Linked DNA regions of Homo sapiens: region 1 is linked to region 2. The links are chromatin contacts, found by Hi-C or POLR2A ChIA-PET in ENCODE. All regions are on one chromosome and are shown on one strand. The core of a region is the stretch at or near the end of the contact, and the rest is flanking DNA. Distances in the headings are between cores, read along the strand shown.

Region 1 (3,889 bases), core at 701-3,200, 38 kb before region 2:
TGGCAGTGTGGGCATCTGTCTGAAGGCCATTAGCCATCAAAGCATGTCCATTCCTCAGGCCTCTGTCATCCAGGCTGGGTTCTTGTCTTAGGCCATTAGTCTGGAGGGTCAGAGACCTGGCCCCTCCCATTTGATAGATGGGGAAACTGAGGTCCACGGCTGAGTGTTCTGGGAAGCAGGGGTCACTGAGAGGGCAGTATTGGGAGGATGAGGTGGGAGGGGGCAGCTGGGGCCTCCGAGCTACTTTCCCAGGCCCCCCTGGCTCCGGCGCCCCACCCCTCCCAACTCAGCCTTTGTCTGATTTGCTCCCTGTGACAGCTGGGGAGGCTGGGCCTCACCCTGGCTCCTGCCATCAGCCATCTCTGTGTGGCACTAAAGATCTGTGCAGGAGCCAGGCCCGGCAGCAGGCTTGGCAGGCAGCTCCGCGTTGCCCGGGAGACCACGGAGGAGGAAATCTGCGCCACACGGCTACCGAGGGCCAGATGGCCAGTGGTCCCAGAGGTGCCTCTCCCAGGGGCCACAGCCGCATATACACACTACTGCAGTCCCATGGATGCTGCGGGGCAGACGAGGAAACTGAGGTGCAGGGGGTGAAGGGCAGATTCATGGCCACTGAAGGTGTGTGGCCAGGAGCTGGGGACAGAGCCCGGGCCCTGCCTCCCGCGCCGAGCCCTGATGGCCTCATGAGGCTGCAGCCAAGAACATGGTCAGAGGGGCTCATAGGTGTCTGTGGCCAGGTCTCTCAGGCCCCCACCCAGGCCCCTCTGGGAGCTAAATTTCCCTCTGGAAAGACCTCAGACTCTATCAAAGACCTCTATTAACCCTTGTCCTTGGGAGCAGCTGCCTTGTGTAGGCCCAGAGTCTGAGGAAGGCTCCCAGCTCTGGGTGCATAGGATGTAAGTGGGCAAGCACTGACAGGCAGAGGCTAGGCTCTGTGTTAGGCCCAGTGGGGAGTCAGAAAAGAAGTGCTGAGACTGGGAGGCGGGACCCATAACCAGAGAACCGAGAGCTGGCTGGGCCTTGGAGATGGGAAGTCCACGGGCTTCATTCCACACAGAAGGAAATCAGTTGTGTATTGGGTGAGGGCAGGGTGCAAGTCTCTCAGGAAGGCTGTCTCTGGCCTGGTCGTCCCTCCTTGAAGCGGGACTGGGGGAGAAAGAACAGAAAAGGGCCCACTGCAGCCTGCCTGAAGGTGTCAGGCCTCCTCAGACCTCCAGAGACCCACCCACAGGAGGGGACCCATGATCCTCAGGTGGGCATGGTTATTCCACTCAAGGTGATTCTAACATAGCCGTTCCTCAGCCCTGCTATGTCTGGGATGCAAACCTTCCAGCCCAGTGCCTAGAAATGCTGAGCAGCCCAAGGCCCTGGGGTCCGGCCCTCAGAACAACTGTGACCTGCCTCAGACAGCCCCGAGGCTGGTGGGTGACTCTACCCCTTCTTCCAAAACATGAGTCAGTGAAGAGCCCAGACCTGGGCCTGCGCAAGGGTGGGAAGGTGAGGCTGAGACTCTTAGGGCTGGGAGACGGTGGGGTGGGGCCATCAGGAAGGGATGGGGAAGATGTGGAAGTCTTCCCAGAGAAGGGGAGGGAGAGAGCACAGCCAGCCCTGTCCCCACCTTCTGTGGAACGTCTGGAAATACCCAGCAAAGCTCCAAGCCAGGATCCTGATGGGTCCCTTCCGGTATAGCAGGGGACGGCTTGAAGGTCTTCAGCTCTGGCACTCAAGCATAAATTAAACGGGGAGAGGAGTCGGGCAGCCTCTCAAGGTTCACATAACTAAGCTAAATCACTCTACAGCCCGCTCCTCTTTGGCGCAAACGGAAATCCCCCCCACCTGCTGGAGCTTGTCACGCAGGCAGGGCAGAGTCTGCTCCCTGAGAGCTCGGAGCTGCCTGCAGCCTCCCGCCCCCAGCCCCCGCCTGCTGCCTGAGCTGTCAGCCCGACTCCCAAACAGGCTGATTATCCCCATCTGGGGAAAACAAAACATGTCAGCAGCGGCGCCTGAGAAGAGGGCTGTCTTCTTAGTGAGAAGTAATCTGAGGAAAACTCCCAGCTCTGATCTACAATAGGAAGTGAGTGAGCGACCTTGCTGTTCTTGACATTGCTTTCTCCTGATACGGACACAGGCAGGCCTCCGCCAGCATCACCTCCTCTGAGAAGCCTTCTGGGCCTGGGCTGACCCTGCCCAGGCTCTCTGCAGGGTCCCCTGACCCTCCCAGGGCCCACTGTGAGATTTCAGTCAATGGTCCTCTGTGCGGCCCTAGAGCTTCAGTCTATTTCAGAATGAGACTCTGGGTCACACCGTTTGTTGCTTTGTAGGGATTTTGGAGATGGCTCTAGGCTAGAAGACTTGTGGACTCCTCCAGGAAGAATGTTCCCGTGGAATCGGGAAACCTGGGCAGGCCGTCGGGATGCAGCGCAGCTACAGATCCAGCTTGTCTCCCTTTGGGGAAAAAGATAATCGTGACTTAGACCTTCACACCGCTCACGATTTCCTGTCTCCGTGCTTCCCCATGGGTTCCCACCACCTGGGATACCCTTCAAGCTACCTGGCATGCCTACATTTCTTCTATCTTAGTTGCCCCTAAAACCCCAGTTCAAAAACAAAACCCCAACCCTCCCTAGCTGAAGGGGTCCTCCTGCCTCCAGTGAGCCTTTGCACCTCCAGCTGGCATGGTGTTCATTTGAGGAGATGTCAGCCTGGGCTGCTGTGGTCTCACCTGTCAGCCCCTGGATCCAGCCTAGGGCCAGACATGGTCAATATCCTGGAAACATGCTAAGTGAGTGAAAGTGAAAGTTTCCTCTCTCCCAGCCTGGCCTCTCTCATGGCTTCCACCTCTGTTAGCTGCTATGGCTGCCACCTCCATCTTCTCCCTAATTTATAAGGAGGATCCTTGTCATGACACTTTATCCAGGGCCCTCCTGCCCGTCCTCTTAGGGAGGGAAACTAACATTCCCTAACTCCAACATGCCTTCATCCTGCCATGTAAAATGATAAGTGTTTTACACATTTATCTAATCTAACACTCACAGCAACAATGCTGTATATTTGCTGTAATGTTACCCACCTTACAGATGCAAAAACTGAGGCTCCGAGAAGATACAGACCTGCCCAAGGTCCTTGGTGGCAGAGTGAGGCTCGGTGTTCCAACTCTCTTGTTTCTGAGACAGGGCTCTTTCCTCTGCAATAGGCCACCTCATTCAACCTTCAACCAGAGTTCCAGTGACCAAGCTTCAGACAAAGAGGGCTGCTACTGGGAGAGCCCACACACCACAGCTCCCCTCCAGGGCGGACACTCATTATTATCAGCTAACCGTTGTGAGCATTTACCATATGCTGGATACAGGGCTAAGTGTTTTGCATAAATTGACACATGATAAATTGCAGATGAGGAAACTGAGGCACAGAGAGGTTAGCAAACTTGCTGAAGCTCATAGCTATTACGTGGCAGTCCATCTTCTTAATAGCATTCAGGCTGTGTGACACAGAAAATGTGGGTCATCTGCCTTTACCCTGCAGCTACACAGAATGCCCCCACCCAATTGAGGCAGGGTGCGAGCTCCCCTTTCCACCCTGCCTGCAGCTCCTGAGGGTAGCCCCAGAGTCCACCACCCTCTCTTTCCAAACTCTCATCCTGACCATGAGCTTGTCAAGGGCAGGGGCCAAATTCAGCCTCCTTCATTTCCTCCCACAAGGGAGCAGATACCAGAGTCAAACGAAAAGGGAGCATAATGATTTTATATGTGCATTTATGATGTTTACTCTTCCTGCTTCCAGAGCAAATGTAAGGTGGTTTCGAATATTGAAATGCATAATTAGGACAATAAAATTATTCTTTAAAACAGAGCTGTTGGGATGCAATCAGTAGGCAGGAAGATGGAGTTCT
Region 2 (4,147 bases), core at 1,531-4,030:
TCCCAGCTACTCGGGATACTGAGGCAGGAGAATCGCTTGAACCTAGGAGGTGGAGGTTGCAGTGGGCCGAGATCACACCACTGCACTCCAGCCTGGGCAACAGAGTGAGATTCCGTCTCAAAAAATAATAATAATAATTTAAAAATAATAAAGACATCTACTGAATCTTGACCATGACCTGTTTCAGGTGCTGTGGATGCAGCAGTAAGACAATGGGAAGACCAACAATAACACACAAATACGTAAATGACACACACTTGACCCTCATTACTTGCACATTCCATATCTGTAAATTTGCCTGCTCTCTAACCCCAGTGTCAACACTGGCAGCGCTTCCACCATCATTCTTGAACACTCTCAGAGTGGAGAAAAGCTTGAGTGGCCCAATGCACACCTCCCAGCACAGCCCAAGCAGGGGATGCTCTGACTTCTTGTTGCAGCTCTCAGACTATAAACAAGGGTCGCTTCCCTTGTTTACATACTGTCACCAAGTGGTATTTAGTGTCATGTGTTTCACATTTTTGTGCTTTTTGTTGATGATTTCACTATTTCAAGTGACCCCCCAGTGTAGGCTGGAGTGCTTTCCAGCATTCCTATGTGCAAGAGGGCTGTGATGTGCCTTACGAGGAAAACGTGTGCCAGAGAAGCTTCACTCAGACATGAGTCACAGTGCTGTTGGCCATTAGTTCAATGTTAATGAATCAATAATACATATTAAATAAGCTATCTGTAAACAGAAACAGACATGAAACAAGGTTATGTATCGATTGTATCGATCAGTTGACAAAAATGTGACCACAGGTTCACAGGAGCCTATACCCTAGGAGCAATGGTTCCATGTTTGCTAACTCAGTGTTGGTGGTGACTTTATGGAACGTAACTACCACAAATAATGAGCATTGTCTGTAATTACTGCTAAGTGCCATGAAGAAAATAAAACAAGGAAATGCAGTGGTGAAAGTGAGTGATGTCACTAGGCAGCCAGGACAGGCCTCTCTGGGGAGGTGATATTGGTACTGAATTGGGGCTATATGGAAGAAGGCAGCCATGGGAGGCATTAGGGGGAGAGTGTTCCAAGCAGCAGCTGAGCTGAAATGAACACAAGCTCAGGGGATCAGAAGACAGCAGGAAGGCCAGTGTGGCCAGAGCGGAGCACAGGGAAGGAAGGCAAAAGAAGCTGAGGTTGGAGAGCTGGACTGGCCCAGGACACCCAGGGCCTTGCAGGCTGCAGAAAGGAACTTGGATTTATTTTTCCCTGGTCAAATCAGAAAGCAGGGAGTGACGGGATCTGTTTTGTCTCTACTGTATGGGCTGTACCCTGTGAGGGCCAAGAGGGCTGTGATGAGAGCTCTGCCGTGGAGCTCAAGGGGCAGCCAAAGCAGCAGCTGGACAAAGGGTTCTGGGCTCAGGCGGGGCTATGCGTGGGGGTCTCTCGTGTGCCTTGCGTGAAGCTCTTCCTGCTGAGGTTGCCTCTGGGGGTCTCCCTGAGCCCTGTGAACCCACAACTCCAAGTCTGGTCTGTGTTGAGCCAGCCAGTGAGCCAAGGGTTTGCTCCCAGCCATCAGATCCTTCCCTGAGCTCTGTGCAGAGGTGAGCCTGGAGAAGCTTCTACACAAGCACACGGTCTATCTTTGAGAGATCAAATTCCATCCAGTGGGTCCTGCACTCTGAGCTCTGGACTCTCCACCTTCACGGCAGCTGTTCCACCTCCCTGGCGTTTCCCTTCCTCAAATTCTATCCAGCCTTTCCAGCCCCACACACCCACCATTGCCTCCCCCAGGAGGACTTCCTGCCTGCTCTGACCCCCAACTGTCAACTGACCTGTGACTTTTGAACCCGCACAGCTCTGATGGCCTGAGTCACACACACACCTCTGTTGTCTGCCCCCAAAAGTGAGGCTTGGGTCTGCCACTCTTCCCCTCCACCCTGTGAGGGCCCCCGGGCACAGCACTGGTTGTGGCGGGTACAGCACTGGCAGTGGTGGCATCGCCATGGCACCAGCATGGCCCGTGGCTCTGCTGGGCGTGGTGCGGGCACTGAGGGGCTCTGGGCTCTGGCTGCCAGAGAGATCACTGCGGGGACGGCCCTCCTCCTGACTCTTCACAGACCACCTCACTAGGAGGCCACAGCGACTGGGAAAAAACCCAGACAGGCTCTGTGAGCCTGTGGTCACAACATTTTTGTCAACTGATTGATACATAACCTTGTTTTATGTCTGTTTCTGTTTACAGACAGCTTGTTTAATATGTATTATTGATTCCTTAACATTGAACTAAGGGGTTGGGGGAGTGGGGGTGTGCAGGGGATCGGAGGACTGAGGCCATGGCCAGAGTGCAGGCAGAGTGCAGATGGAAATGCCCGCAGGGCCTCGGGGGAGGGCCTAGCTGTGCTCCACGAGGGCTCCAACTGGGCCCAGGTTAGGACTGAGTAAGGGGCTGCAAAGGACACGGGCTGCAGGCCGGGTCTGGGGTCAGGCTGGGGCTGAGACCACAACTCCAAGTGTGGTCTGTGTTGAGCCAGCCAGTGTGCCAAGGGTTTGCTCCCAGGTCACCATGGCTGCTGAGCTGAGGTGCCCTGCAAAGAGTCAAGAGGAAGGTCGTCCCCCGCAACAATCTCTCCAGCAGCCAGAGCCCAGAGCCCCTCCGTGCCTGCGCCACGCCCAGCAGAGCCAAGGGCCACGCCGGTGCCATGGCAATGCCACCACTGCCAGCCTTCCCCAGTCCCGTAACCATGGGAATGTGCACAGGGCCTCGGGCTGATTATGCAACGCCTCTGAGGGAGGGAGACTCGCAGGCCCTGACCTACTCCCAGGGACGCCTGCGGGGAAGCTGGAGCCCAAGCAAGTTCCCCAGGGAAGGGAGTGGCAGGCTGAAGGTCACACAGCCCTCCCTCACATGCACAACACTCTACCTGGGAGGGGACAGCCACGAGGGGAAGACAGGAGAGTTAGGGAGGGAGGGAGGGATGGTGTGGGGGATGGGCAGAGAGCACTCCGGAGGAGAATTCTGACAGATGGGGCTAGCTGGCCATCTGCATGCCAGCGGAAAGCTCCGGCCACCTCCAGCCAGCCCCGGGACTCAGATGTTGGTATCATGGAGATGGGGCAGCTGCCTGATGGGCTGCTCTGTTGCTTCCCCACAGCTAAAATCTGGGGCCTCAAAAAGAGAAAGATGCAGAGAGACAGAGAGTGTGCAAGAGCAAGCCAGAAGAGAAAAATCCACACGAGAGAGTCACACAGATGAGGCAGAACAGAGTGTCAGAAAAAAAAAATAATAATATCTGCAGTTTCCTGTTGGTTTCCAAAGCCTGGATCTGCCCCAAAGGCAGCCCTGTTCCTAACAGTTCTAGGGCCAGGGCCTCTGGCAGCCCCAAAGCTGGGAGGGCAAAGCCATAGCAGGATGGCTGGACTGGTTGCCCAGGCTCCGGAGGGCAGGGGACCAGTGCCTGGGGGTTTCGGTTCCTGCTCCGCACCCTGAGTCCTCTCCACCCCGCCCTGTCTGGACTCTCCCTCTGGTCTGCCCCTCCTCACTCCCTGCATCCCACCTCTGCCCCAGCCTCCTGTTTGCAACCCCCAGGCTCCTGCAGCCCCTTCCCCACCTTCATGGCTGGAGGCTCTGGCTCGAAAGTCATCCTTGCCCTTCAACCCCAGCCTTTGTCTTGAGTGACAGCAGTGCCCAGGCTGATGGTCTGTCACCCACTGACCTCACAGTCCCTGCCCTTCCTTCTCTCAGGGACCTTCTTGACCCCCAGCAGACACCCCCTCCCACACCAACATGGAGCCCATGCTACTGCTGGAAGTCACACCAGCTGTGCTGCAAAGCATCCTGTTCTGACCACACCCTTCTGTCCTCCTAGAACTCTTCCTCTGCACCCCCACCCAGCCCTAGCACCGAATACTCCACTCCCTTCCAGCAGACCCTCCAGCAGGGACCCTGTGGCATTGCACAAATGCTCTCTGACAAACACCTACAAGTCCCTGGTGCCTCAGCCTTTGGGGCAAAACCCAACCCTGAATAAGCCCAAGTCACTTTTGTCTGTACCAGATATTCCACCCAGAAAAAGTGGTCTCACTCCAAGTTTCCGCTCTTGGGGGAGCTGGCCCGCCAGCATGGCCTGGCAACTGTATATTCTTCCCTACTGGCTTGTC

The links. Hi-C counts contacts between places; a loop is a spot of excess contacts on that map. ChIA-PET counts read pairs that join two places held with the same protein, here RNA polymerase II (POLR2A). Pooled maps may share reads with other maps.
Region 1: a loop to region 2 is called in a pooled map, with 6 times the contacts of the local background. The contact joins two enhancer-like sites. A Hi-C loop is called at or near these places in 4 of 37 single-sample maps with no recorded cell type and 1 of 50 pooled maps. POLR2A ChIA-PET finds 5 or more read pairs at or near these places in 6 of 52 experiments (H1, Panc1, T-cell and 2 more).

What each region holds. Positions count from the first base shown.
Region 1 is chr7:31,025,337-31,029,225 of GRCh38, reverse strand. LOC105375222 (a long non-coding RNA gene) reads right to left here. Exons shown (of 3, transcript XR_927160.2): 3 at 1-2,445. Among named protein-coding and RNA genes, the nearest start is that of ADCYAP1R1, 25 kb to the left of the region's middle. RefSeq lists enhancers at 1,642-1,691, 1,201-1,804, 1,805-2,408. Within about 2 kb of position 1,950, at least 5 of the 41 ENCODE cell types and tissues checked have a DNase peak (open chromatin) inside an H3K27ac peak, as active enhancers do.
Region 2 is chr7:30,987,429-30,991,575 of GRCh38, reverse strand. The region is part of intron 1 of LOC105375222 (a long non-coding RNA gene); the gene reads right to left. Among named protein-coding and RNA genes, the nearest start is that of GHRHR, 26 kb to the right of the region's middle. RefSeq lists an enhancer at 904-1,684. Within about 2 kb of position 2,780, at least 6 of the 41 ENCODE cell types and tissues checked have a DNase peak (open chromatin) inside an H3K27ac peak, as active enhancers do.